Linked DNA regions of Homo sapiens: region 2 is linked to region 1. A link is an interaction called in ENCODE POLR2A ChIA-PET data of the cell type or tissue named here. Cell type or tissue: PC-9. All regions are shown on one strand. Links, peaks and the distances in the headings refer to the core of each region. The heading gives the core; the rest is flanking DNA. Region 1 overlaps EML4 (EMAP like 4). Region 2 overlaps EML4 (EMAP like 4).

What was found. Peaks named below come from ENCODE experiments on the same cell type or tissue, not always from the same donor. Only the 100,000 strongest peaks of a DNase experiment are listed, where the experiment ranks them.
Region 2: POLR2A ChIA-PET joins it to region 1 with 24 read pairs; 4 of 35 experiments call an interaction of 5 or more read pairs at or near these places.

What each region holds. Positions count from the first base shown.
Region 1 is chr2:42,194,302-42,197,224 of GRCh38, reverse strand. The region is part of intron 1 of EML4 (EMAP like 4); the gene reads right to left. Among named protein-coding and RNA genes, the nearest start is that of EML4-AS1, 26 kb to the right of the region's middle. RefSeq lists a cis regulatory region at 1,507-1,520 and an enhancer at 1,442-1,586. In PC-9, for the core only: a CTCF peak has its summit at 320 (motif pointing right); a DNase peak (open chromatin) is centred at 1,464.
Region 2 is chr2:42,277,332-42,280,254 of GRCh38, reverse strand. All of the region lies in intron 6 of EML4 (EMAP like 4), which reads right to left. Among named protein-coding and RNA genes, the nearest start is that of COX7A2L, 82 kb to the left of the region's middle. In PC-9, for the core only: no CTCF peak of the experiment used is centred there; no DNase peak of the experiment used is centred there.

The sequences.
Region 1 (2,923 bases), core at 103-2,602:
CAGGAGTGGTGGTGCGTGCCTGTGGTGCCAGCCACTCGGGAATCTGAGATGGGGGTATCACCTGATCCTGGGAGGTCAAGGCTGCAGTGATCGCACCACTGCACTTCAGCCTGGGTGACAGAGTGCGACCCTGTCTCAAAAAATAAATAAAGACACAATTTACTTCCTTAAACCAACATTTACTTTGATTCCTAGCATGGCTTTTCATTTCTGCAGGGCTCTTCTACTGTATTTATTCTATGGGCCTACAAAAACACTGAACATAAGTGAAATTTACTTTTTCAAAGTAGGGGGCACTCTTACACTAATCTCCCATTATAAAGAATGAGACTTCCCTTCTCTTTCCCACAGTAGAGGGCAGGGTGGAGGCAGGGTGGTTACTGTATTAGGTATTACAGAAAACTCTCCCAGTCTCTCTTCCACAAACTCAAGCCACAAACTCCTGCATGGGCAGAGGGGGAAGGGAAGTTACTAATTTGGTGGGTTAGATTTAGCTTTCCTTGGACCTTATTTTTAACAAGAAGGAAATTACGTTACTGCATAGAAAACAAGGCCATCTTTCCCTTTCTCACTCCAGCTCTTTGTTTCGCTGATAACTAGATACATAAAGTAAGCCTCTAATCTTCTCGCCAGCTGCCAGATTAAGTGTAGTCAGAGCAGACATGGCAGACGGAACTCTTATCATAGTCTCACAGTCTAGATTTGTTGGTGATTGCAGCTGACTCTCAATTTATCCTTAGATCCATGTTATGGTCTCAAATTCTGCTGTTATCAGACAGTCTAAATTTTAGAAACAGATGCTGTGTCCATTATTTATCTCTTAGAACCTGGAGACAGAAGGGCTAAATGATTGGCACTCCTAACCTCAATATATACCATAAGCAAGCGTCAACAGATGGTGATCATCATTAAGCACATATTAAGTGCTAATACTTTTATATGTCCTTTTAATCTGATCTTGCAAGGTAAATATTTTTATCCAAATTCATTAATAAATGAATGTATTAATTCACTCATTAATGACTGAATGTATTAATTCACTCATTAATGACTGAATGAACGCTAGGGTTCAGAGAAGTATTTGCACAAGCTTCCAAAGCTAGTAAATTTTACAAACAAGGTTCAATCTCAAATCTCTCTGATTCCAAAATTCTCAGTTAATGACCATACTCAATTTGATGAGAATAAAATACTATATCTAAGTCTGGTCAATGTATAGTATAGAAGTATGACCAATATTTAAACAATCATCAAAGATATATTTGTCTGCCATGAAAAAGGAGTAAATGATCCTCCTACAGTTGGTTAATGAAGCACTAGGTTCCACAGGGAATTCAGTTATTGAAAAATAATTAACTTTAATAACACTTGGTACAATAAAGATTGGAGAAAAAAATCTCCAATAACCTGATGCTCCATTTCCATCCAGGCTTCCTGTAGTAAATATGTAGTGTTGCAATAAAGCTCCTTGAAAAATGAGTCATCTTGAACCAAATATAATCAACAAGATAATGATTAACCAAAAGCTGGCACAAATCCTAACAGAGTAATATAATTCAAATTCAGCCTCTTAAAAGATAACTCATGTTTAATGCTGGTATCTCAGAAATGTAAGCCAATGATTGGGTTTATGGAATGGTCTATATATTGGCACAAGCATATGCAAACGTACATTTTAAATTTTTCTATGTCTTGTATTTTTATACTTAGCATTATTTACCCACAAAACCTAACAAACGGATTTCACAGTGTCAGATCTACATTTCCCACTCTATACAAAACTCTGAAAAATTATTTCTAATGTTTACTAAAATCAATTTATTTTTGCTTATTTTAGTATGGCATAAAAACTGAGTATGATACATTAAACATTATAATACTATGAATACCGTATCCTTAAAATGTAATAATGTAATCTCTCTCACACAAAATAAAATTAGTTAATAGTCGTGTAAGGCATATGCTCTAATGTTTTATCTGGTAGCATGATGAAGTTATCATATACCCTCTTACTTGCAATGAAACAAATCTAACAAATGACTAAAACAACTTAGGAGAAATACATTCCATGGCCACAAAACAAGGCCAAGTTAACTGGATCCCGAAGGTATAAACCCATAATTCTGACCTAAAAAAATACAGCTTCTATAATCAATGAACTAGCTAACCATGCAACTACTTTGAAATAACTAATAATTTTATAATATAATACTGATTACCTGATTTGGAAATAAAGCAAAGTCTTTGCCAAACAATGTTGTTTGTTAGCATTTATAAGCATATTTGTAAGAAAAAAATTAACTTTTAACTCTTATCTTACACCATACACAGAAATTAATCTAAGGTAGAACATAGACCTAAAAGCCAAAGCCCTAAGGAACAAATGATAAATCAGACCATCAAGATTAAAGATCCTGGCCAAGCAGTGGCTCACTCCTGTAATCCCAGCACTTTAGGAGCTGAGACAAGTGGATCACTCGAGCCCAGGAGTTCGAGACCAGACTGGGCAACATGGTAAAAATACCGTCTCTACAAAAAATACAAAAATAAGCTAGACATGGTGGTACACATCAGTAGTCCCAGCTACTTGGGAGGCTGAGGTGAGAGGATCGCTTGAGCCCAAGAGGTGGAGGTTGGGCATCACATGAGCTACTGCACTCCAGCCTGGGCAACAGGGCAAGACCTTGTCTAAAAAAAAAAAAGAAATAAAAAAGGTAAATTAAAAAGTCCTACTCAATCAAAAGATATCACTAAAAAAGTAACCAGGCAAGCCACAATGTAGGGGAAAATATTCACAAAATATTTTCTGACAAAAAATTTGTTTCCATAGTACAAGTCAACAATGATATAAATTATCCAGTGCAAAAAAAAAAAAAAGAGAGAGAGAGAAGTGAAAAATACAGATCTGGATTAGGATTCAGGA
Region 2 (2,923 bases), core at 160-2,659, 83 kb before region 1:
TCTACAAGAAGTCCAGGAAGGCTGAGTAGAAAAATGCTAAAGAAAATTTTGTGACAGCAGTTTTTCTAACACTTGAAAAGAAGAGTGAGATTATTTGGATAGACAACAACCATGTCTACCACGCTACTGGATGAACCTACAGATGTTAAACGGCATAACTTTTTCTTATGCCAGGAAACAATCAACAATAAAAAGGCCACCTACAGAACGGGAGAAAATATTTGCAAGCCATATATCTAATAAAGGGTTAATCTCAAAAATATATAAGGAACTCAATAGTTAAATAACAGATTTTAAAATGGACTAAGGACATCTTTTCTTTTGTAGTCTCTCCAAAGACATAAAAATGGCCAACAGGTATACAAAAAACTGTTCAACATCACTAATCATCAGAGAAATGCAGATCACAATCACAATGAAATATTACCTTATACCTGTCGGATGGCTATTAATAATAATAATAATAATAATAAAAAAAGACAGCCGGGCGCGGTGGCTCACGCCTGTAATTCCAGCACTTTGGGAGGCTGAGATGGGCAGATCATGAGGTCAGGAGATTGAGACCATCGTGGCTAACACGGTGAAACCCCGTCTCTACTACAAATATGAAAAAATAAAAAATAAAAAAAATTAGCCAGGCATGATGGCGGGCACCTGTAGTCCCAGCTACTTGGGAGGCTGAGGCAGGAGAATGGCGTGAACCTGGGAGGTGGAGCTTGCAGTGAGCCAAGATCGCGCCACTGCACTCCAGCCTGGGTGACAGAGCAAGACTGCGTCTCAAAAAAAAAAAAAAGACGGCAAGTGTTGATGAGGATGTGGAGAAACTGGGACCCTTGTACACTGCTGGTAGGAATGCAAAATGGTATAGTCGCTATGGAAAGCAGGATGAAGGTTCCTCAAAAAGTTAAAAACACAACTACCATATGATGCTGCAATCCCACTACTGGGTATTTTCTAGAAGAACTGAAATTAGGATCTTGAGGAGATATCAGTATTCTCAGGTTCACAGCAGCACTATTCACAATAGCCAAGATGTGGAAACAACCTAAACTCAACTGAATAAGGAAAATGTGGCATGCACATATATATATACACACACACACATCTTGCAATAATAAAAAACAAAAACATGACCTCAAGATTTCAAATATAATACCCTGAGATTTTCAAGACAGTGCTAAGAAACAGTTTCCTTATTGGCAGCATAGGTATCTTATATTTACATAAACCAATAGGTGTTTATAAGATCTGCGACAGTCTAAAACTAAAACGTTAAAAAACACAAGTCTAGAATCAAATCAATACATTTTTTTTTTTTCCAAGAGAGTTTCGCTCTTGTTGCCCAGGCTAGAGTGCAATGGTGCCATCTTGGCTCACTGTAACTTCCACCTCCCGGGTTCAAGTGATTCTCCTGCCTCAGCCTCCCGAGTAGCTGGGATTATAGGCATGTGCCACCATGCCTTGCTAATTTTTTTGTATTTTTAGTAGAGATGGGGTTTCACCATGTTGGTCAGGCTGATCTTGAACTCATGACCTCAGGTGATCTAACCACCTCAGCTTCTCAAAGTGCTGAGATTACAGGCGTGAACCACCATGCCTGGGCAATATTACACATCTTTTACAAAAGAAAATACTTCACTCAACTGATGGATTTTTTTTTTTTTTTTTTTTTTTTTTTTTTGAGATGGAGTCCCGCTCTGTCACCCAGGCTGGAGTGCAGTCGCATGAGCTCGGCTCACCGCAACCTCCGCCACCCGGGTTTAAGTGATTCTCCCCACTCAGCCTCCCAAGTAGCTGGGATTACAGGCATGCACCATCACAACTGGCTCATTTTTGCATTTTTAGTAGACATGTGGTTTCACCACGTTGGCCAGATTGGTCTCAAACTTCCGACTTCAAGTGATCCGCGCCCCCTCAGCCTCCCAAAGTGCTGGGATTACCTGTGTGAGCCACCGCATGCGGCCGCAATTGTTTCTTAGTCCTTTGAAAACAAAAAACCAAAAAAACCCCACCCCGACTTAACCCTGCCTCTAGCATCCCAGTGACCTACATACAACAGGTTTAATAATATTGATGGTGATTGTGAAATGGTTACAAAAGGAGCTAAAGGGGAGACAAAGACTTAGTACAAATACATGGGAAATGTCTAGCACTTGCCAACTTGTCTGGCATGATATGAAAATAGCATTAGAACCAGACTGAAAATGTGATCATCAACCAGAGGCTGATACAACCTTAGGATCTCTAATAATGACTTAAACGACCTAAGGAGAAGAGTATGTAATAATGCAGTAGTTTATATGATGCAAACCATGAAGAGGAAGGAAAGATTAATTACTTCTTGAATGTCTGCAAGTATTTCTTCAGTCAGATTAAAAGGTTTGCTTGGGCTGGGCATGGTGGCTCATGCCTGTAATCCCAGCACTTTGGGAGGCCGAGGCAGACAGATCACGAGGTCAGGAGTTTGAGACCAGCCTGGCCAACACGGTGAAACCCCGTCTCTACTAAAAATACAAAATTTAGCTGGGTGTGGTGGTACATGTCTGTAATCCCAGCTACTCGGAAGGCTGAGGCAGGAGAATTGCTTGAACCTGGGAGGCGGGGGTTGCAGTGAGCCGAGATCACGCCACTGCACTCCAGCCTGGCGACAGAGTGAGACTCCGTCTCAAAAAAAAAAAAAAAAAGGTTGTGCTTGTTATGGGTGAGAAGTTCAAGTTATTTTTATTATTATTACTCAGTGTAGTTGGCCTCAGAGTTTGATCTAAGAACAGGCTAAGGCCTCCCACACTATGGTTTCAACATCACATGATGTACGTCTTCATTACTTCTGAATCTAAGAGTGGGCTCTGCTTCCTGATGATTTTTAGCATAGCTGAAATTTGATAAGAAAATGACCAGCTGTAAATATTCCCTACTTCTGCAG